2 separate regions of the Homo sapiens genome follow, and region 2 is linked to region 1. The links are chromatin loops, found by intact Hi-C in ENCODE. Cell type or tissue: heart right ventricle. All regions are shown on one strand. Each heading gives the region's core, and the rest is flanking DNA. Links, peaks and the distances in the headings are about the cores only.

What was found. Peaks named below come from ENCODE experiments on the same cell type or tissue, not always from the same donor. Only the 100,000 strongest peaks of a DNase experiment are listed, where the experiment ranks them.
Region 2: it touches region 1 in a loop (2.8-fold over the local background); 58 of 110 quality-filtered maps call a loop at or near these places.

Annotation. Positions count from the first base shown.
Region 1 is chr18:45,832,444-45,844,495 of GRCh38, forward strand. It overlaps SIGLEC15 (sialic acid binding Ig like lectin 15), which reads left to right. Exons shown (of 6, transcript NM_213602.3): 2 at 4,586-4,645; 3 at 5,070-5,453; 4 at 6,275-6,652; 5 at 7,768-7,798; 6 at 9,663-11,651. The coding sequence ends at 9,744. It also overlaps a transcript of EPG5 not described here. Among named protein-coding and RNA genes, the nearest start is that of SIGLEC15, 13 kb to the left of the region's middle. RefSeq lists an enhancer at 5,899-6,400. In heart right ventricle, for the core only: CTCF peaks have their summits at 5,351 and 7,189 (motif pointing left); no DNase peak of the experiment used is centred there; H3K4me3 peaks cover 1,887 bases; H3K27me3 peaks cover 4,847 bases.
Region 2 is chr18:45,732,258-45,744,309 of GRCh38, forward strand. It overlaps SLC14A1 (solute carrier family 14 member 1 (Kidd blood group)), which reads left to right. Exons shown (of 10, transcript NM_015865.7): 5 at 2,017-2,145; 6 at 4,199-4,391; 7 at 6,906-7,053; 8 at 7,271-7,405. LOC105372093 (a long non-coding RNA gene) reads right to left here. Exons shown (of 10, transcript XR_935423.3): 6 at 5,209-5,337. Among named protein-coding and RNA genes, the nearest start is that of SLC14A1, 14 kb to the left of the region's middle. In heart right ventricle, for the core only: a CTCF peak has its summit at 6,551; a DNase peak (open chromatin) is centred at 7,844; H3K4me3 peaks cover 3,377 bases; H3K27ac peaks cover 2,281 bases.

The DNA.
Region 1 (12,052 bases), core at 2,819-10,818:
TGCCCAAAGATCACCCAGTAAGTGAAGGAGCCTAGGACGTGCCAGGCACAGATTGGGTGCTTGATAAAAGTCTGATGAAGAATGGCCAGAGGTGGAATTGCCACCTAGGTCCAGCTGTGCCAAAGCTAGCATGCTTCCCGCCATACCCTATGGCCCACCATTGAGGGAGGGTATTTTGGACAACAGGAAGAATGTGGGTCTCCTGATGACCCCTGAAGGTTGACAGAGATAAAGCAGAGAGATTAGAGACCCTACAGTAAGGGGCCATGATTCCAGTTCAGGAATCCTCCCTCCCCTGTCTTAGCAGACAGGCATAAGCTGCCAGAGGGAATTGTAAATGTCACAGGATGCTGGGGAGCTTGTATTCTAGCCAAAGCAAGCGCATTTTTTTCCCTGGGCAAATCCTGCTGAGTCTTTCCCACCCTCACCCTGAGTCCTCTGGGCAGCCTTATCCAAAGGTCTCTGTGTAAGCGGGAGTCCAAGTGCCCGCTTCTTTGAATCCCATTCAGCAGGTAAACAGGAAGCACAAATCTCTTCCTAATGGCAGCCAAGATCGTAACCCTTGGTGAAAGACCCTCTGTGTTCCCATTCTGCTCCTAGAGCAAAGCCCACCCAGGGAGGGAGGGGCCCAGACCTGCCATTTGCAGCACACTTCAGGACATTTTCAAAATTGGCTCTTGTCCTTGGGCACTGGAGCATACAGGTAAAGGTAAAAATCCTTTGAACAAAGGAGGCAAAACTACCCAGGGTTAAGCCTTGGCTCTGTGACTTCACCAAGTTGCTGTGGTTCTGCAAACCCCAGTTTCCCCTTCTCTAAGAGGGAGCTAATGATAGCACCTGATGGGGTTGTTGTGCATTTTACTTTTATTTATTTTATTATTATTATTATTTGAGGCAGAGTCTCGCTCTGTTGCCCAGGCTGGAGTACAGTGGTGCAGTCTCAGCTCACTGCAACCTCTGCCTCCTGGGCTCAAGCAATCTCATGCTTCAGCCTCCTGCATAGGGATTACAGGGGACCATCACCATGCCTCACTTATTTTTGTATTTTTAGTAGAGACGGGGTTTTACCATGTTAGCCAGGCTGGTCTGGAACTCCTGACCTCAACTGATCTGCCCACCTTGGCCTCCCAAAGTGCTGGAATTACAGGCATGAGCCACCACGCCCGGCCTCTTGTGCATTTTAAATGAGATGAGGATATCATTGAGAATTATATCCTGACGTACAGATTTAATGCAAACCAAGCAAATTCTCAAAAAGAGTTTACTGCTGTCATTATTGTTGCTGTTGCTGTTAGTTCATAAACTAAAATTTCTATAAAAGGGCAAAGACCAAGGTATAGATATATAGGACCGAATATGAGGGAAAAGGTGGGGAACCATCCAGATTCATTAGAGTGCTGTAGTAATGAAGCACATGACATGCTGTATTGATACAGAGGTGAACAAATTAACCAAGATAAGTAAAGGAAATATGGAAAAAAACCCATGAATCCATGGCAACATGACACATGACAGAGTATTGTTTTTAATGAGATGAGGACTCCGCAGAGCACTGTGTGCTCTGGCCTCATTACGCCTTCATGCCTGGCAACCTCTATGCTGATTGATGTCCACGCCTTGTGGCTTTGCTCTGCTGTTCCCTTTGCCTAGAATGCTACCTCAAGGCTTCGTGCAGTCCCCTCCCTTTCTCAAGGCTCTGCTGAAGTGACATCGCCTCTCTCAAGGGTTCTCCAATCCCTGCCTGCCTAATACACCCCTACTCTAACCACCCCTACCCTCTCCTGTCAGCCTGGACACCCACCCTTCTGTCCTCACATAGCAAATCAATCCAATGTCAGTGACTGAGAGGCAGGTACCATGCTGGGCAACAGCAACACAAATAGAACCAGATAGATGTGGTCCCTGCCCTGCCAGAGCTTCTGAGTGTCTGGACAAGACACACAGTTCAAAGGCAATGCTCATATTGAGGAAGTACCTATGCCAGCTCTGAGGCACAGGGGAGGGAGGCCAGCCCTAGGCTTGGGGCTCAGGGAAGCCCCCTGCTGTAGGAAAGACTCAGTGGAACCCTGAGGATGAAGAGGAGGAGCTGGTGAGTGACATGGCCAGAAGCCATATTCAGACAGAAGGGATATTGTTCATGCCCATCTTTACGGCATCTGGCAGACTGTAGTGTAATTATGTGCCTACAAATCTGTCTCCTTTTCTAAGCTGCAAGCCCCAGCAGGCTGATAAGATATCCTGTCCACCTTTGTCACCACAGCTCGTACCCCAGTGCCTGGCATAAAGTGGGGAAGTGTCCAATACATGTTTGCTGAATTGATGAATGCACGATAGCAAATAATATGTGGGGAATCTGTGCCTGGCTCTGTGATGCCTGCAAGATGCAAGAGGTCAGAGGAGGCTGAGGTCACAGAAAGTGAGAAATAGCAGGGAAACTAAGGCTGGGGCTCAACCTCAAGATTGGAGAGATGCTTTCTGCATCTAGAAGTACTGACTGAACCAGCCAATCCTTCAGACAGGGTTTCTCAAATTTGGAGCAAGGTTCTTTGATGATTAACTGAACAAACAAGCTCTTTCTAGAGATAAAATGTTAGGTCCTCCACTCGGGTTCAAAAATGTAATTACATTTGTCCAGAAAAAAAAAAGGAGATTAGGCTTAAAAGCAGGTTGTATGAAAAAAAGAACTTGTAGTTTTGAGGCAGGAGAATAGTAGAGGGAAGTGAAGGGGCAGGTGAACACAAAGCAAGAGAAGAAGCAGAAGTTGAGCAGCCAAAACAAAAGGGAGATAAGCAAGTAAGAGACCCCATGGCCGGCAAGATCCAGACCAGACCAGTAAAGGTAAGCTTCTCAGAGATGGGCATGTGCACTAGAGAGAAAAAGTATACTTAAAATGACCCTGTATGGTAATTAGCTATTTAAGGTTCATGCATATGGACTGCATCTCATGCATGTACTTAAAATTATGGGATGGAGGCAACGCACAAGCACACAAGGGCCAAAGTAACTAAGCAGTCTATCAATCAAAAGGCAGATGCTGGCTAGAGATTAGGCAGCTCAGGAAGAGAAGAGAAAAAATAAAAGGCCATGAAATGTAACAAACTGGTGCTGATCTCATTTCGTAGAGGTCAGTCACTCTCCCACTCCAAGGGTGTGATACTGTACTTCATACACTCTTGATGCTTTGCTTTGCTATTTCTGTCATGTCCAATTGTTTGTGGCACCAAGAACCTGGAACTGAACCATCCAGTAACACTTTTACCTGATGGCAAGCTGGGCATGAAACACAGTGGGATTTTTTCCAGGCACAGCTCCCACAGCCCAGGGCAGCACTGTGGGACTCACGGCACTGCAGGTCCAGCACACCTAGAGCACACACCTGGAGCCCCCAGGCTCAGGACACTACAATGAAGGAAGAGGACAGTGAGGATGAGGAAGGCCAGGAAAGGGACTGGGATTTTTCCACCAGAAAAGAGAAGGCTCAATGGGTCCAGGATAGTCATGACAAGACCCTGCACGGGGCCATCATGAGAAAGCGATGTGCACACACCAGAGAACAATGGCGGTCCTGTGGGCGGCCGGAGATTTTGGTTCTGTGCAGAAGGAATGTCCCGACCTGTGATTATTCATAGATGGATGGTCCCCATGGAGGATGGTCTGCCAGCGATGGGTTAGGGCTGAGAAGACTCCTGCCCAAGGAGCAAATTGGGCTAAATTACCTCAAAAAGCAAAGAGCACTGGGCTTGGGGTCAGAAAAGTCATATTTCTCCCATCTTCAACCTGTGTGACTCTGAGCCTTCATTTTCTCACCTTTAATAATATCTGCCCTGCCTGTCTCCACTGGGTGCTTTGAGGGTCACATGACATGGTATCTATGAAAGCACTGTGTAAACTGCAAAGCCCTTTGGAACTACAAGAGCTGCCGTATTATTTCCTCTAAAGATCCTTTTGTGAACTGCACCCTGGGGCACCGGCTGGGCAGGCTTAGAAGCCTGCCCTTTCTCCTTGGGAGGCACCACCCCTGGCCTTATCCTCTGAGGCGCGCTCCCCTCTCCCCCAAAGCAGCACACATAGGCAACCACACACACCCTGCAGTTCACCAGCCCTCTGTGAGCTGGAGGCAGAGCTCTGCTTCCAGACCCTGGCTCAACCACACATCCATGGTTCACAAGGTGGGGAATGGGGAAACTGTTCAGAGGTGCTTGCACAGAGCAAGGAGGCAGTGAAACAGCCCACCTCTCTGGTCTCTCAGCTCCCTCCCTGCCCAGGCACTAGGGAAGCCAGTCAGGGCACAGTTCACTTGGGTATACCTGAATTCTAGAGGAATCTCATGCACCAACTCAACGCATTAGCTTCCAAACACACTGCCCCCTCGCAGGGGCTGTTTCCTCTCTGTAAGTGGAAGTGCTGGTGTCCTCGGAGAAGCCCCAAAGTTCCCAGCCTCTAGTGCACTAGAATGCAGGCTGTAGAGTGAGGCGATCCTGAACGCTGGCTTGGCCTCATGCTGGCAGTGTGACTTCAGTTACTCAACTTCTCTGAGCCTCAGTTTATTCACGTGTAACCCGGGGTTAACTGTGTTTATCTGTAGGCTCATTTGTGAGAACTAAAATAGATACTACGGAGAACTTGCTCAACACAGAGGTGCACAGTAAGTGCTTTTATTATTATCACCATCTCGGGGATCTTGGGAGTCTGTTTTAACCACGAGATCCCAGGGTTTTTCCACAGGGCAGGTTTTGATGGGGAAAAACTAAGGGTAAGAATATGGGGTCAAGGGGCCTGCAGGTGAATTAGGAAACGAAGAGGGGAATAGTCCCAGGGAAGAGCCGCGGGAACGCAGGCACTCCCAAGTCGAGGGAGTGCAGGCCCTGGGGGTGCAGGCACCAGGAATTGCCCCTCAAGTCACAAGGTGGGGTTCCGGCTCCCCTGGAAGTGGGGGACGATCCCTGAGTCCTGGGGTTTCCAGGCTAGGGGTTGGGGGAGCGTTTCCTGGGTCGTGGGGTTTCCAGGCCCCGGGTGCGGGCGCCTCGACCCCAGGGCCCCGAGCCTGACGCAGCCCGCCCCGCCCTCAGGCTCGCCAGCGCAGCGCTGGTCCATGCAGGTGCCACCCGAGGTGAGCGCGGAGGCAGGCGACGCGGCAGTGCTGCCCTGCACCTTCACGCACCCGCACCGCCACTACGACGGGCCGCTGACGGCCATCTGGCGCGCGGGCGAGCCCTATGCGGGCCCGCAGGTGTTCCGCTGCGCTGCGGCGCGGGGCAGCGAGCTCTGCCAGACGGCGCTGAGCCTGCACGGCCGCTTCCGGCTGCTGGGCAACCCGCGCCGCAACGACCTCTCGCTGCGCGTCGAGCGCCTCGCCCTGGCTGACGACCGCCGCTACTTCTGCCGCGTCGAGTTCGCCGGCGACGTCCATGACCGCTACGAGAGCCGCCACGGCGTCCGGCTGCACGTGACAGGCGAGGCGGCGTGGGAGCGGGTCCCCGGCCTCCCTTCCCGCCCTCCCGCCTGCCCCGCCCCAAGGGCTACGTGGGTGCCAGGCGCTGTGCTGAGCCAGGAAGGGCAACGAGACCCAGCCCTCTCCTCTACCCCAGGGATCTCACACCTGGGGGTAGTTTAGGACCACCTGGGAGCTTGACACAAATGCAGAATCCAGGTCCCAGGAAGGGCTGAGGTGGGCCCGGGAATAGGCATTGCCGTGACTCTCGTAGAGTGACTGTCCCCAGTGGCTCTCAGACGAAGAGGCGAGAAAGACAAGTGAATGGCAATCCTAAATATGCCAAGAGGTGCAATGTGGTGTGTGCTACCAGCCCGGAAAGACACTCGCAGCCCCTCTACCCAGGGGTGCACAGACAGCCCACCAAGTAGTGCCTAGCACTTTGCCAGACCCTGATATACAAAGATGCCTGAACCAGGGTCCCGTCCCTAGAGCAGTGGCTCTCCACTCTAGCCCCCACCCTGCTCTGCGACAATAATGGCCACTTAGCATTTGCTAGGGAGCCGGGACCTAGTCCAAGCACCCACAAGCATGAATTTGCCAAATCTTTTCAGCAACCTCTTAAGGCAACTGCTATCATGATCCTCACTTTACACATGGAGAAGCAGAAGCAGAGATGATAGAATCTTTCGCCCAAGGCCACATCTGTATTGGGACGGGGGCAGCCTGGCACCCAAGTGCCCATTCCTCCCTTCTGACCAGCCCCCACCCCTCCGGCTCTGGCGTCCAAAGGGCTAAGGGGAGGGGTGCCCTTGTGACAGTCACCCGCCTTCTCCCCTGCAGCCGCGCCGCGGATCGTCAACATCTCGGTGCTGCCCAGTCCGGCTCACGCCTTCCGCGCGCTCTGCACTGCCGAAGGGGAGCCGCCGCCCGCCCTCGCCTGGTCCGGCCCGGCCCTGGGCAACAGCTTGGCAGCCGTGCGGAGCCCGCGTGAGGGTCACGGCCACCTAGTGACCGCCGAACTGCCCGCACTGACCCATGACGGCCGCTACACGTGTACGGCCGCCAACAGCCTGGGCCGCTCCGAGGCCAGCGTCTACCTGTTCCGCTTCCATGGCGCCAGCGGGGCCTCGACGGTCGCCCTCCTGCTCGGCGCTCTCGGCTTCAAGGCGCTGCTGCTGCTCGGGGTCCTGGCCGCCCGCGCTGCCCGCCGCCGCCCAGGTGGGTGCGCCCCAGACACGGGTGGCCGCGAGGGGCCGGGCCGGGGCTCTCTGCTCTTAGATAAGACCACCTGGCTGACCCCCTGGCACTGCCAGAATGTCGGTTTTTTTGCCCTATGCATCGTGGCGCTTTCCTCTCTTTGCATGAAGCCCAGCAGGTGTAACCAGCACGAAAAAATCCCATTTTGCAATAAGGAAGCTGAGGCTCAGAGAGGTTAAGTAACCTGCCTTTTGATAGCAGCACAGAGATATAGAGACCCAGACCCGGTTAACTCTAGAGCCGTCCCTTTGCTACCACCCGGTAAACGATTCCTCTGGAGGGGCTCTGACTACAGACCTTCCTAAATAGCACCGTTCCTGAGGACCTACTATGTGCTGTGTGGGTGCTAGGAATACACTGATGAATATGGCATGGTCCCCTGCCCTGCAGTGCGTGCTGAGCGGTAGACAGATCATTGCAATGTGCTATGAGAAGGGCTCTCCTCAACCCTACCTCTGCAGAAGCCAGAGGAAGGTATGCCTCCCTCTGGTGGGGCATCTGGAGAAGGCTTCACACAAGCCGTGCTGGGAGAGCTAAATAAAAATATGTAAGTAGGCATGAGCTAGGAAAACAAGGAGAAACGCTCTTCCTAGCAGAGATCATGGTGGATTGACTAACAGGGTGTCCTGAGATTGCCACTCCTGCTGTCTCTGATCTGGATCAGAAATCTGCCCTGTGCCCCAGAGAGGGAGGGAGCTTCTTGGAGCCCCTCAGAACCCCCAGGTCCATAGCACTAGGCTCACACTCTAGTGAGATCAGACTTTGTCACAGTGGCCCTGGCTGCTGCTGTGGCCACAATGGCTTTCTTGCCCGTTTCTTGGAACTCATCAAGTGTTTTGTGCTCAGGGTGCTCAGAAGAACGGACTTTTTACTGGATTGCTCCTCAGTCCACCCCTCTCCTCACTAACTCCCCAGCAGGGTTCCATGGCACAGCTTCACACCCTGCTAGTCTGCTGTTTGCTTCAAAAACAGTGGTTTCCTCGAGACCCCTTCCACATGGCATGGGTGGGGGTGGGCGCACAGGCTGCAGACTGCGGTGGAGATTCATGCCTGCTCTCTTGCTGTCCCTCCCACAGAGCATCTGGACACCCCGGACACCCCACCACGGTAAGTGAGCTCCCCGCCTCCACCCTACCCTACCCCACCCACCTAGTCCTCATCACCCAGGGGGTCCAGGCAGGAGAAGGAATAAATGGCAAAGGGCTGGGGCTGGGGTCCTACTTTGACCAGGGGCTGGGCCTTCCTTGCAGCCCACCAAGGCACCCCTCTTGCAGCCTGCCAAGGTCTTCCCTGGACAGACCAAGCCTCGCTGACCTGCTCCTCCCCCACGACTCCAGGCTGTGTTTCTTCCTGTAGTTTCCCCTCCACATTCTTGAACAGGCAGATTCATACAAAAACCACATTGGGGACACTCATCCCCGTTCCCCCCTGGCACTCTGCTGAAGGCTTTGCAAACAAAATCTCTAGAGGTTCTGAGAGCCTAGGTGAGGGGCCCAGAGACCCCTAGGAAATCACTGACTCCTGGGTCATACTCTCCTCTTCTGTGGCATCCACCCATGTGAAGGCTGGTGTTGAAGGAGAAAGAACTCAATTCATAGACCCTGTACAGGCTGGGCCTGATCCTGGCAGAGGGTAGGAGTGGGAGGAGGAGCCTAGGCACTCCCATAACTCCACCCACCTGTGCCCTGAAGGCTGGAGGTGCCACACTGCTGGTGGCCCCACTCATCAGCTGCCTGCCGATCTCTCCACAGTCCCACAACCTGTCCTGTGTCCCTGTTTGCTGATTTACTGTCGCACCAACGCCCCTGAATCTGAAAGCCGACCGTTGTTCAGTCATTTAACAAATACTTATTGAGTACCTACTGCATACCAGGCACTGGTACTAAAGACACAGCAAGATCCCTGACCTCACAGAACTCATATCCTATTGTGGAGAATTTTAATAAATATGGAAACACGCCACCTGACATCGTAAAGTAAGAGCTGTGAAGGAAATGGACACGTGATGCAGCAGATTCCCTGGGGAGGGGGCCCGCTGCTGGGCTGAGGCTGCTTTAGATCAAGTTCTCTTGGAGGACATGACATTGAGGGGACCTGAGGATGGAGGCTGGGGCCTGGGCAGGTAGGAGCGGTGGAGTTCCAGAGAGCAAGCCCCACTAGAGTGTGGACGTAAGACAGGGACAGTAGGGGCAGCCCGGGAGAGGAAAAGGCAAGTAGAAAGACTCAGGTGAGGCCCAGAAAGGAGGCAGGCATTTCTGGAGGGTGGACGGGAGGAAGGCAGGAAAGGCGTGGGGGTTATTGTGGGTGCAATGGGAAGTCACTGAATGGTTTTAAGCGGACGCATGGCTCCATCAGAACAAGCTGGCCCAGGAGACTTGGTTGCAGGCCGTTGGCAAGGCTGAGGCTGGCTTGGCTGTTTGGACAAAGGTGCAGGGGTGGCGGTGGGGAAGTGGGTAGACGGGAGGCAGGGCTTGCCCAAGAGCCCAGTGGGCAGCACACAGTGTGAGAGGGAGCCAGGCTGCCGGGGTTGGGAGCCTGAGCCCTGGGTCCCACTTCCTGAGATAAAGACAAGAGGAGAAGAGAGTGGGGCGGGTGTGAGGGTCATGCGTAGCACAGTGGACATTGAGATTTGAGATTCCCACTGAGATGTCCTAGGGGAAGTCAGGAAAGCAGTTGGGGACCAGGAGGCCAGGCCGGAGATTCCGATTTGTAGGTCAGGGACATGGAGCCAGTCTTGAGGCCTCAGACAGAGATAGCAACTCTATGGTCTGGGCTGCCCTGGCCTTTGGGGGCCCCTCCCTATTCCTGACTCTGCCCAGCCTCCGATGCCATTCATCTCTGAGCCCTGCCGGTTCCAGCCGCACTGCTCCCCAGAATGTCTCCTCTTCTTGGCCCACTGCTGGCATATAGTTTGGGCAGTTGTGGACCTCCCACCTGTTTGGATGATCATTCAACTTTCTCCTGTCCACAGGTCCCAGGCCCAGGAGTCCAATTATGAAAATTTGAGCCAGATGAACCCCCGGAGCCCACCAGCCACCATGTGCTCACCGTGAGGAGTCCCTCAGCCACCAACATCCATTTCAGCACTGTAAAGAACAAAGGCCAGTGCGAGGCTTGGCTGGCACAGCCAGTCCTGGTTCTCGGGCACCTTGGCAGCCCCCAGCTGGGTGGCTCCTCCCCTGCTCAAGGTCAAGACCCTGCTCAAGGAGGCTCATCTGGCCTCCTATGTGGACAACCATTTCGGAGCTCCCTGATATTTTTGCCAGCATTTCGTAAATGTGCATACGTCTGTGTGTGTGTGTGTGTGTGAGAGAGAGAGAGAGAGAGTACACGCATTAGCTTGAGCGTGAAACTTCCAGAAATGTTCCCTTGCCCTTTCTTACCTAGAACACCTGCTATAGTAAAGCAGACAGGAAACTGTTTACAGGGCCTGGAGGCCCAGTCTTGTCCTCCTCTGTCACCGACTTGCTGTGTGGACCTGGGACACTCTCTTCACTTCTCTGGGTCTCAATTCATTTACTGTTGAACACGGACAATCATATTCTTCCCTCCTGGCTGGGAGGACTACAAAGATCTGAGGAAATAATGGATATGAAGGGGCTTTGGAAAGTACAAAGCCATCTTCTCATGAGGGGCATGACAGAACCCTCTTTGCAGAGTGACCTTTGGACGTGCAGTCAGTTCTTGGAGAAGTGTGGCCCCTGCAGCAGTGTCACGGAGAACACAGAGTTCCAGAGAGCAAGCCTGGGGCAGGGGCTGTGCAAACGTGTGGTCAGAGGAACATCAAATCCTGGAAACTTGGTGGCAGGGAGAGGCCTGGGGCCTTTACCCCATGCCCCCTGGGATCTCCACTGTGACTGTCCCACACCCTCTGCCCAACTCTTGCCCCATCAGCTGCCCTGCATTGCCTTGAGCTGGGACCCCTAGGAAATGGAAACCAGGCTCCCCTCTCTCAAGGTATCTGGGAACCACTGTCTCAGGAGCTGAAGCCGGGAGACCTGAGGGGAGGTCTGGCCGGAGAGTCCGTGCGTAAAGCAGCTACAGCTCTGACCTCTCTGACCTGCAGCCTCTCAGGGCGTGCGAAGTCCAAACGCACTGGCAACTTCACCCCCTTTGCCCTAACGCGGGCAGGCTGACTTGGAGGGGTGCTTCCCTATTTACACCTCAGGGTGAATTTGTTGATCACCTTAGCTCCTGTGGTCCTTGGGGCTTAGGGAGAGGAGGGAGGCATGCCTGGGTCCCAGGTAAGCTGGCAAGAGGAAAGGGCCACAGGCTAGGGGAATAACGAGGCCATGAACAAGACATCTCACCCCAGTTACAATGGCTTTTATCCAAAAGACAGGCAATGACAAATGCTGATGAGAAAGTGGAGAAAGAGGAATCCCCATATACTATTGGTGGGAATGTAAATTAGTATAGCCACTATGGAGAACAGTACAGTTTCCTCAAAAAACTAAAAATAGGCTGGGCGTGGTGGCTCATGCCTGTAATCCCAGCACCCTGGGAGGCCGAGGCAGGTGGATCACTTGAGGTCAGGAGTTCGAGACCAGCCTAGCTAACATGGTAAAACTCTGTCTCTACTAAAAATACAAAAATTAGCTGGGCGTGCTGGCACGTGCCTATAGTCCCAGCAACTTGGGAGGCTGAGGCAGAAGTATTGCTTGAACCCAGGAGGCAGAGGTTGCAGTGAGCTGAGATCACCCCACTGTCCTCCAGCCTGGGCAACAGAGAGACTGTCTCCAAAGAAAAAAAAAGAAATAGAACTACCATATGATCCAGTAATCCCACTGCTGGGTATCTGTCAGCAAGGAAATCAGTATATTGAAAAGATACCAGTACTCCCATGTTTACTGCAGCACTATTTGCAATAGCCAAGATATGGAATCAGCCTAAGTGTCCATCCACGAATGAATGAAGAAAATGAACACACAATGAAATATTCAGCCATAAAAAAAAAAAATGAAATCCTGTCGCTTGCAACAACATGGATGGAACTGGCAGCCATTATGTTAAGGGAAATAAGTCAAGCACAGAAAGATAAATATCGCATGTTCGCACTCACATGTGGAAGCTAAAAAAAGTTGAAATTGAACTCATGGAGTAATAGAATAATGGTTACCAGGGGCTGGGAAGGATAGCAGGGAGCGGGCGATAACGTGGGGATACTTACTGAGAACAAAATACTGTTAGAACGAATAAGATCTAGTATTTGCTAGCACAAGAGGGCGACTATAGTTAACAACTTATTGTATATTTTAAAATAACTAAGAGTGGAATTGGAATGTTCTTAACGGTAAGTACTTGAGGTGATGGATACGCCAATCCCTGATTTGATCATTGCACATTGTATGCCTGAATCAA
Region 2 (12,052 bases), core at 2,229-10,228, 100 kb before region 1:
AAATTCTCTGTTTTAAGTAAATATATGTCTTCCTGTGGCTTTAACTATGGCATTCCACAATTTGTAGATGTTGCCATTAATTTTCCACTGATCAAACTCAAGCATTAACATCTCCAAGTCAGTTGTTGAGAGGACAAGTCTGCATGGCTCTCTACTGTCATGTGTAGTCCCAGTCTCTGAGTTGTACCTTTGCAAATTGTATCACCTCCCATTTGCCCTCAAGGATTATTTAAGGGAAACAAAGAACTTTTGAATAGGGAACCCCACATTTAATGTTCATCTGGATTAATGTACGTGACATCATCTTGCCTGTTGCAATGGTGCCTCCTGGCCCAGTTAGAAACAAGCCAAGAAGCAGCTGTCACACTATCCCTTACCAGCCCCTGCAGTGTGGCTCACTGGCTATAGCACCTCCTGCTCGAGCCCAGCATTAGGCCTCACCTACTCACTTCACCATCTTTACTCCCCCATCCCCCTACAGACATCATCCTTGAGTGACAGGCCCTTGGGAAGTGGATCCTGTGCCTTTCACGGTGCCAGACGTTGCCAACTCTCAGAGCTGTGGGAATCCTGCCTTGTCAGGTCAATCAATCTAGGTGCCCATCAATGGTGGATTATATAAAGAATATGTGGTGCATATACAACACGAACTACTACATAGCCATAAAAAGGATTGAAATCAAGTCCTTTGCAGCAGCATGGATGTATCTGGAGACCAATATCCTAAGTGAATTAATGTAGTAACAGAAAATCAAATACCACACGTTTTCACTTACAATTAGGAGCTAAACACTGGGTAAACACGGACATGGAAATAGTAGACAACTGGGACTCCAAAAGAGGAGAGGAAGGGAAACAAGTGTTGAAAACCTACCTATCAGGTACTTTGTTCACTATTTGGGTGACGAGTTCAATAGAAGCCCAAACCTCAGTCAGCATCATGCAATACATCTATGTAACAAACCTGCACATGTACCCCCTCAATCTAAAGAAGGAGAAGAAGACGGGGAAGAAATGAGATTGAATACTAAGCAAAAAGTAACCTCAGAAAGAACTGGGTGCTCAACATGCACATAATTAAATGGGATACTTCTCCAAGTAAGAGAAAAGCAATTGTTCTTCTTTGCAATAACTTTGAAATGTGCGTTTGGAGACAACAAAATAGAAGCATCAGGACACAAAAATGTATACTAACCTGGAAGATTAATGTTGATAAGATCAAAGACACTGTGAAAGTGAATTTACATTTCAGGAATCTTATATCTCTCACCAAGAAATCAAACTTAAGCAACAGTTTCATATGCTAAAAGCGCTCTTCAAGTCAGAGGCTCTTGATTTAAAAGAATAACTTTCCAAAGGAAAGGCTAAAAGAAAACAGAGCAGATTGCCTTACTAAACTCCCCTTTCCTCTCAGCCACTGTAGACCTGTCTTTAGCCGTGACACCTGTAGAGGGAGTCATTCTCTATCAGGGGTCCCCAACCCCTGCACTGGAGACAGGTACCTGTCTGTGGCCTGTTGGGAACTGGGCCGCACAGCAGGAGGTGAGCGGTGGGCGAGTGAGCATTTCCACCTGAGCTCCGCCTCCTGTCAGATCAGCAGAAGCATTAGCTTCTCATAAGAGTGCGAACCCCATTATGAACTGGGCATGTGAGGGATCTAGGTTGCTTGCTCCTTATGAGAATCTAATGCCTGATAATCTGAGGTGGAACAGTTTCATCCCGAAATCATCCCCCATTCCCCATCCATGGAAAATTGTCTTCCATGAAACCTGTCCCTGGGGCCAAAAAGGCTGGGGACCACTGATCTAAATGCACATTTATATTTTTATCTATGTATATTTCACTTCATGTCTTTATTAGTTTTTGTACGATGCTTACGTAGACTTTGAAATACATTTCCAAATATAATCTCATTTTTTAATATGAATATGATCTGGAAGTTACTAGTGTTATTTATGTGCAAGTGCAACCAAAGCTCACCCAGGAAATGTCCGTGCTGTGTCTCTTGCCCCACAGGTCATTAATAGCATCTGGGCTCTATGGCTACAATGCCACCCTGGTGGGAGTACTCATGGCTGTCTTTTCGGACAAGGGAGACTATTTCTGGTGGCTGTTACTCCCTGTATGTGCTATGTCCATGACTTGGTAAGTTACAATTGGTTTTCAAAATGCCTTTTTGAAAAAAAAAACATGGCAGAAGGAGGGAATGGGAGTTGTTATATGGCAGAGTTTCAGTTTTGCAAGATGAAATATGTTCTCTGAATGTATAGTGGTGATGGTTGTACAACAATGTGATTGTCCTTAATGTCATTGAGCTGCACACTTAAAAATGGTTAGCCGGGTGCGGTGGTTCTTGTTTGTAGTCCAAACTATTCAGAAGGCTGAGGGGGAAGGATCACTTGAGCCCAGGAGTTAGGGGCTGCAGTGAGCTATGATTGCGTCACCGCACTCCAGTTCTCCGAACCTCCTTGCTTGGGCTAAGTGAGGAGGAGGAGGAGGAGGAGAAGGATGGAAAGGAGGAGGAGTAGCAGGAGGAGCAGGAGGGCAAGGAGAAGGAGGAAGAGGAGCAGGAGGAGGACAAACAGTTAAAATGGTAAATTTAAAATTGGATTCCAGTAGATTCTGTCTATTGGAAACAGAAACAACCATTTTAAAAGATGTATATTTCCTTACAACCAGTTATTTGGCCTTTTGTCTGATCTGGCTACACATCCACTAATACCTCTCAACCAGAGGTGGCTGCACATTGACACTTCCATGGGGAAGGGAAACAGTGCTGCAATGAAGATACGAGTGCAGGTGTCTTTTTGGTAGAAACACACTGATGCACGTGGCCCCCACATACACTTGACTCCTCCCTCCCAAGACTCTACTGTCATTGGTCTGCGGTAGCGCCTGGGCTTTGGGAGTTTCTAAAGCTTCCCAGATGACTCTAAAGTATAGCCAAAGTTGAGACCCACTTCCTCCATCATTGCCTCTCAAACTTGAGCAATATGAGAATCACCTGCAGGGTTTGTTACACCACAGGCATCTGCTCCCCGGCCCCAGGGTTTCTGATGCAGTCTATCTGGGGTGGGGCCCGAGAATTTGCGTTTCTAACGCATTCCCACATGATGCTGGGAGAACCACTGTGCCTACGTGAATTCCCCCTTACCCACCTGCCCCCCAGGTCTCCCTTAGAAAAAATTTTTTTGCTGAATTCCTTTTTTTTCAAACCCAAATCCTTCAAACTAGTTTTTATGTTGACAATGTCTTACATCCTTTTTCTGGAAACAAAGATTTCCTTCTTTCTATATTGTAGTTAAATATAAAATACTAATATGCACATAAATAAGCACAGCCTGCTGTGGGCAGTGTCTGCAGAAGGGATGCCCACCCTTACTGTACCCACGGGTGTGTGGACGAGGACCTACCTGTAGAGCTAAACTCTTCAGGAAGTAATTTGGGCCCTGCTCTGAAGAATAGGTTCGTGGGAAGGAGGCCTAGCCTGTAAGTGCTCACCACGCTCCCTTCCACAATCCAGGAAAATGGGAGTTCTGGTCTTTAAGTGATGGCTCTTTGATTGGGCCAACAAGTGAGAGCCTATGAGGGACCTCGGGACCATGCAGCCCAGCCCCACAGTTTATGGGCTCTGAGGCTAAGGAGATGCGCCTTGCCTAGGTCATGCAATTTATCAACAGCTCAAGGACACACACTCTGCCCCACCAACTGTGATATCATTTTCCTCCAGCTCACACTACCTGCATCCTTGAACGATTGTTTCTCTTTTCCAAAAATAGGTATATTAAAGAAATAATATCTGCCAAATCAGAATCAGGGTTGCCTCTAGTGGGGAGGGAGGGACATAAGAGCAAGTGGAGGGACAAAGGGGACTTTAACTATGTAGATAATATTTTATTTTGTATGTCATAAGTACTTCAAAAATATTTTTAAAATCTCAATATATAGCTCACTCTGAGCAACCCCAGAGTAGAATTTTTCAAAAGCCAAATAAGCTGAGAGTTGATTTTTTACTTTATGTAATATTTACTGCCTCTATAATAGGATTTATCCCAAGTTTTCTTTCTGTGGCAAATGTGCCAACACAACACGTAAGGGGCCTGTTGGCAGGTGAAACAAAGCCCCTCCAGAGTATAGCGATTCCGTGTGTCAGCCTGCTTTGTCACATGCACATTCTTTTGCTCTGTTCTTTTTTTAGCCCAATTTTCTCAAGTGCATTGAATTCCATGCTCAGCAAATGGGACCTCCCCGTCTTCACCCTCCCTTTCAACATGGCGTTGTCAATGTACCTTTCAGCCACAGGACATTACAATCCATTCTTTCCAGCCAAACTGGTCATACCTATAACTACAGCTCCAAATATCTCCTGGTCTGACCTCAGTGCCCTGGAGGTAAGAGACACTGGCTTCTCACATTCGCCCTGGCTCTGCAAGATACGCAATGGCCTCCTGGTCAACTGTCCACGGGTGTCAGAGTCTCCTAGATGCTCAGGACTATGGTGGCCTTTCTGCCTTCATCTTGCCATTTAAAGCATTTGTTCTACTCCAGAGCATTAGGGTCTAAGGGATTTTTTAAAATTACTATTTAGTCAAGCTGATTTTTCTGCCTTTTCCCCTAAACATCTACAGTGCTAACCCCAGAGTACAGTTCCACTGGGAGTCACTCTATCGTAAGCTTGGGGGTGGGGGTGATGGGAGCCAGCCCTTAAGGCATGTGGCCTCCAGCCTGGTTTTAAATCTTCCATAGTCTACTCCCTCCAATCAAAAAACTGGATGCTTACTCTTAGAGCTTCTGACAGAACCTCTCTATTCTGCTTTTCCTTATGGCATAGCTCATAGAACATCTACAATAATTTAGGGTTCCCAAGCTTTGGTAGGCATCAGAATCACCTGGGGAGCTTTAAATACCCAAACAGGCTTCATCTCAGACCCTCTAAATCACAATCTCTAAGGGTGGGGCCTGGAACCTGTTTTAACAAACTCCCCAAATTGTGATGCGGGCCAGAGTTTGAGAACCACTGTATCAAGGGGTGAATCCTATGTATCTCTTTAAAGATGGCTATAAAGAGATTCTGTATTTTTTAAAACCTGGTTAACCCAAATCAAATTCCAGCTCTTCCTGTTGGTGTGTAATAAATATGTTTAAGGTTTCTGGATTATCAAGAACAAGAGAACACCTGAAATTAGAAGAAAACCAAAGAAACCTTACCTTTTTAATGTGCTCTCCCACTGTCAGGTTATGAAACGCCCTTTTGTCTTCTTTGTTGAGTGATCAAAACACACGAGGAGCTCAAGTCACCTTCTCCCTAGCTTCTTGCCAGAAAACTAAAGGGAGCACCTGGAAATAATTCAGAAGGAAAAAATCAAAGATTCATTAGAACTACCCATGAAAAATAACAGTATAAAATAGCATTAATCGATCTAGAACTGCACTAACACAGGAGCCTCTAGCCCCATGTGGCTATATAAATTTAGATGTAGATTAGTTAAAAATTGAGTTCCTCAACCTCTCTAGCCACATCTCAGGTGCTTGATAGCCACACGTGGCTAGGACCCACTGTATTAGACAGCACAGATACAGACTATTCCATCATCTCGGAAAGTTATCCTGCACAGTGCTGATCTGGGGCAGGGGAAGCCTTGTCCTTCTCACTCTGAATGAACAGCCCATCCTCAGCACCAACCCCAACCCTATGGCTACCTGAGAGAGAGTTCTGCAGCCAAGTCCAAAAACAAACAAACAAACAAAAAAAGCATATGCCATCTTTGCCAAGTTCCCTGGTCTAGAAATAGCAAAATGTCTAGACATGAAGACTCAGCATGGGCTGGAAGAATTTAGAGTCCATCTTAGGGTAGAGTCAAACTCACACTATGGTCTGGTGCCCTTAGCCAATGTTAGACTCAGCCTAATATAAGAGGGGAGAAGACACTTCCCCTTGTGCCAAAGCTGGGGCTCCCTCTGGTAGAGTCACTGCCTCCAGAAGGTCTTTGGTACATACACGACCTAGCAATGGTGGAGAGGGCAAGATGGGAACTGAGGAAAACATCTTTCAGTAAATGGCCTTGCTCAAAAGGGACATGCTATGGCTAATTATGCCTATCCTAGCCCTACCAGAAGTTCAGCTGTAAAGAATGATCACTTGTTAGGTTCAGTTAAACCTTGTTCACTCCTGAGAACTGCAATTCTGTGAACAGAATAACTAAATTCAGGCCTCAGCCAGAAAGTAGAATTATGACATTTCCATGTATTTTTGTGTTTTGAGACCTGCTTGACAGTTGTTCATAACTAGAATAAGCTAAAAATATCTTTGTTTAAATGAATACATGTTCCACTTAATGACAGAAAAGTAAATTCACAAACTTGCTAAAAATTACTTCTAAATTGTGGACAAGATAACCTGGCTTTGGGTCTCTGGCTTTAGTGTAAGCATCCAAATTGCATAGTGATAATAATCTCTATTGAACATAGGGATGCATGGATAGATTAAATCACCCTCAACACTGATGGACATTTGAAAGCAAAAGAAGTGTCAGCTGTGGTCCTTGCCATCCCCAGTAGGAGGCAAGGCAGATCCTCATAGCCAGGAGCAGTGAGTGGCACCAAGCTGGGAGCTTAACAGTGACCAAGGCCAAGTGTCAGTGCAAGCAGGAGAGCACAGGGGGAGCTTTGAGAAGGCATGTGTTGCATGCACCAGGGAAGGGCTGGTGTATCTCTGGGGATAAAGCTGAAGGATGACTGGGATTTTTCTGTAATCAAAGAGAGAGAATTTTAAATGGTATTAACACTGTTCTTGAAAGAGGTAAGGTATGTCCAATCTAAAATTACATTGTAGGAGTTTGTGGGTGTCCTGTGGGTTTCTGTTCAGTTGTTTTGGTAGCCTCATTTTTCTTAAATTTCTTTTGCAGTTGTTGAAATCTATACCAGTGGGAGTTGGTCAGATCTATGGCTGTGATAATCCATGGACAGGGGGCATTTTCCTGGGAGCCATCCTACTCTCCTCCCCACTCATGTGCCTGCATGCTGCCATAGGATCATTGCTGGGCATAGCAGCGGGTGAGCACAAGAGCCCTTACCAAATATTGAGCACCTCCTCCATCCCATGCATTGCCTCAGGCATCTTCTGTGCTCCAGATCTTCCTTGAGATCTTGGCTTCCTAGGGACCAATGGGAGTTCCCGGGATGCTTCCTGCTAACTTTCAATCCCACCCTCAGTTTCCTTCCAGAACATCCTGCCTTTAGTCCTGAGTTCTGACCCCTCCTGTCTTAACAGGACTCAGTCTTTCAGCCCCATTTGAGGACATCTACTTTGGACTCTGGGGTTTCAACAGCTCTCTGGCCTGCATTGCAATGGGAGGAATGTTCATGGCGCTCACCTGGCAAACCCACCTCCTGGCTCTTGGCTGTGGTGAGTCTCCCACGCCCCTGGGGGAGGGCTGCTCATGACTACAGGATCTCAATCAAGGATAAGCAGTAAAAACGGACTGCATGAAAAATCAGGGCCAGGGTTCTGGCTTGAGCCCACTTGCTGTCTAAGTGTGTGAACAGGACAAGTGACGTCCCCTCTCTGAGAGCATTAAAATCACCTCTGCCTACCTCTCTGATGATTGTGAAGGCAGGAGCCTATTGAGTCATATTAATATCCTAAAACATGGATGTTTGGGAGGATAGAAAAAGAAAAATCCCAGTTATTCTTCAGCTTTATCCCCAGAGATACACCAGCCCTTCCCTGGTGCATGCCACACATGCCTTCTCAAAGCTCCCCCTGTGCTCACGGGCTCTCCAGCTTGCACTGACACTTGGCCTTGGCCACCAATAAGCTCCTAGAATGGTGGCACTCACTGCTCCTGGCTGTGAGGATCTGCCATGCCTCCCACTGGGGATGGCAAGGACCTCAGCTGACACTCCTTTTGCTTTCAACTGACTTGTCTTGCGTTCTTCAAACTAGTTGTTTGACCCAACAAACTAAACGGGAATAACTCCAGCTAAATACAGAGCAATGTCCCCTGGTAAATCAGGGTTGATTACATTTACCCCTTTGAGTGAGCATCACAGTAACCCAGCCATTCTAAAACTTCAGAATGCATCAGAATCACCTGAAAGACTTGTTAAAACACAAATCGCTGGGCCCCCTCCTCAGTCTGATTCAGCGTCAGAGATAAGGGGAAGAATATTTCTTTTTTTATTTTTCTAAAAAACAGTCTCATTCTGAGCCAAGATCGCGCCACTGCACTTCAGCCTGGGCAACAGAGCAAGACTTCATCTCAAAAAAAAAAAAAAAAGAGAAAAGAAAAAAAAAGAAAAAGGGTCTCATTCTGTTGCCCAGGCTGGAGTGCGGTGGTGTGAACACAGCTCACTGCAGCCTCAACCTCCTGGGCTCAAGCAATCCTGCAGCCTCAGCCTCCCAAGTAAAGTAGCTAGGACCACAGGCGTGCCACCATGCCTGGTTAATTTTTTATTTTTTATAGAGATGGGGTCTCCCTATGTTACCCAGGCTGATCTTGAATTCCCGGGCTCAAGCAATCCTCCCGCCTCCACCTCCCAAAGTGCTGGGATTACAGGCATAAGCCACCATGCCGGCAGAATTTCCACTTCTAACAAGTTCTCAGGGGGTGCTGATGCTGTTGCTCTCAGGATCACATTTCAAGAACTGCTGTATTAATCCTTTCTGACTCCCAGTGTTCTAGCCAGACTCAGCCTGTCAGAGCGAGAAGGCATCCTGAGACCTCTACTCCATCCTTCTTACTTTACTGTTGGGGTCCTGAGGCCAGAGAGGCTAAGGGATGTGCCGCAGGGAATCTGGACAGCAATGGGTAAATCCACCCCCGGAACCCACACTTACCATCCACCTCCAGAGTTATCCCACCGCACTCCTCTGCTTCCCTTTTATAGCATTCAGGCCCTCACGGCAACCTCTTAGGTGAAAACAGACTGCATGTGATTTGGATCTGAAAAGCTAATAGATCCCAGGTGGATTTTGAGTGGAGGCTCATTCACCCATAGCCTCTGGCATGCCTAATTCAATCAAAGTATAAGCATTTAAGATAATATTCTAGAGTGGAGAGAATGAGATTTGCTTGGGAACAAAAAGGAGGAGGGATAGTGTAATGTGGAGAAATTATGTCTAATCTAGTGGAAATATATGTCTAGAATCAGTTTATCACCAGATTAATCAAGCCAAGGTATCTAAACAGTTATGAAAACAGTGGGCCATGTATCAGGCGGGTTTAGAATAGATTTCTGCACTGGCAGAAAATGGGATGGTACCAACGGTTTCTAAAGACCCATTCCATTTTGATTCGATGCTATAGCAAGGGTAACATAACTCAGGTTGCTGTGATGTAGCCATGTAGATGTCATTTTGTCAAATTCTTTACTATTACTCAGCTATTTCACCTAGCTGTTCTGTTGAAATGTTGAACTCCTTCTCCATATTCGTTCACAAGGATAAAGGAGAGGATTACAGACAGGTGCTGTAGCCACCTGAGTTCAGCTGGGTTGGAATGTTTATCCTACAACCTTTCAGCTTTATTCTGAGATTGGTTAGGGGTTTCCACCTGAGTTCAGCTGGGTTAGAATGTTTATCCTACAACCTTTCAGCTTTATTCTGAGATTGGTTAGGGGTTTCAAACCTTTATTTGGGATGCATACCTTTATTTTTCTGGAGGAAGTAGCCACAAATATGTATTAAACACACATGATACAAAAGACAGTACCAGGAAGAGCAAGGGGTTTAGAAGCTTTAGGTCCCATGCAGTTCCTGCACAGAGTGTTACAATAGAGGGCAGAAGCCAGGCAAGGGAGTGAGCCCAAGAGGACCATGCAATCTTTGTGGGAGAAGAAGAAGTCCATAGTACAGGATTCTCCAGGGGGCCATTTCCACTCAGAATTATCACAAAGTACCTCCAGGAAGAAGGGGGCTTTTCCATAAATGCTAGAAAATAAGAGGAGGAATTCTGTTTGGTGGAAAGTGTGGTGCAGGCCAGCATGGGGACAGCCTGAGCATGTCCTTCAAGATCAAGGAGAAGGCATTTTGAGCACAGGAGATGGCGACGAGGTTTTTGTTTTTCTGGGTTTTTTGTTGTTTTTTGTTTTTTGGTTTTTTTTTTTTTTTTTTTGACAGAGTCTTGCTCTGTTGCCAGGCTGGAATGCAGTGGCACAGTGGCACGATCTTGGCTCACTGCAACCTCCGACTCCCTGGTTCAAGCGGTTCTCCTGCCTCAGCCTCCCAAGTAGCTGGGCTTACAGGCACGCACCATCACGCCTAGCTAATTTTTGTATTTTTAGTAGAGACGGGGTTTCACCATGTTGGCCAGGATGGTCTCAATCTTCTGACCTCATGATCTGTCCACCCCGGCCTCCCAAAGTGCTGGGATTACAAGTATGAGCCACCGCACCTGGCGGGTGCTGAGTTTTTTGTTTTATGTTGTTGTTGTTGTTTGAGATGGACTCTTGCTCTGTAGCTCAGGCTGGCATGCAGTGGCACGATCTCAGCTCACTGCAACCTCTGCCTCCCGGGTCCCGGTTCAAGCAATTCTTCTGCCTCAGCCTCCCCAGTAGCTGGGATTACAGGCATGTGCCACCATGCCCAGCTAATTTTTTTTTGTATTTTTAGTAGAGATGGGGTTTCACCATGTTGGCCAGGCTGGTCTTGAACTCCTGACCTCGTGATCCACCTGCCTTGGCCTCCCAAAGTGCTGGGATTACAGGCGTGAGCCACAGTGCCCAGCTAGTGATGAGGTTTTGACAGACCATGGAGAAGAATGAAGTCGAAGCTCTTGACATGTTGTTTCCCCAAAGTGGGAATCTTTGATATTTTCTCAATTATAGAAGCAGCACAGATTTATTGTATAAAACAAAACAAAAATGTAATCTGTATAGAAATGTATGAAACAGAAAGTGGAAATACTCCATCTTACTCCCTAGAGAGGGCTTTTTTGCCCCCTTCTTATAAGGATCCTTGTGATTACATTGGGTCCATTCAATAGTCTAGGAAATTCTCTCCATCTCAAGGTCTTTAACTTAATCACAGCTGCTGCTAATTCCCTTTTGCCATGTGAGGTCACATATTCTCAAGTTCTGAGGTTTAAGATGTAGACGTCTTTGGAGACCATTATTCTTCCTACCACACTCACCTTCCTTTGGATAGATTTTTTTTTTTTTTAACTGGTGTAGCATAATGGTTGAGGCAGTCAACTGAGCTAAAGAGCTCAGACTCTGGTGCCAGACAGCCTGGATTCAATTCCAGCAGGTCTGCTACTTACTAGCGTATTTGCTTATGAATGTAAGCAAATTACTTAACCTTTCTATGCCTCAGTTTCCCCATCTTAGAAAATGGAAGTTACCATATTTAATTCATACAGTTGTTCTGATGATTAAGTTAGTTAATGCATGTCTGAAACTCATAGAACAAATAGTGTCTAGCACTCGCTCAGCACTATTTAAAAGTCTGGAAAAACAGTTTTTCTGGTGGATTTGCATAACTTATTAAGAATCAAGCTTGTTTATTTTCTCCTCTCAATTGCTTAAGTTTATCAACATCTGTATCTTCTCCCCAAATATGACTGATACCCAAGCCTGCCTTTACTTCCTCTGAGAAGGCCCACCCCTGATGACTACTAAAACCATTGATACTGTATAGAATTTTTATTTTGGATTTGTCGTAAGTATAAGTTTTTGTTTTGGGTACTTGCTTATTTAGGCAACTGTAAACTTTATTAACTTGCTTATTCACTCTGACTTAGTTCATATTAACCTTCTGTACTTTTTTTTTTTTGAGACAGAGTCTCACTCTGTTCCCCAGGCTGGAGTGCAGTGGCACAATCTCAGCTCACTGCAGCCTCCACCTCCTGGGTTCAAGCGATTCCTATGCCTCAGACTCCCAAGTAGCTGGGATTACAGACATGCACCACCATGCCCAGCTAATTTTTTGTACTTTTTGTAGAGACAGGGTTTTGCCATGTTGGCCAGGCTGGTCTCAAACTCCTGACCTCAAGTGATCCACCTGCCTCGGCCTCCCAAAGTGCTAGGATTACTGGTGGATTACTTTTTCAAA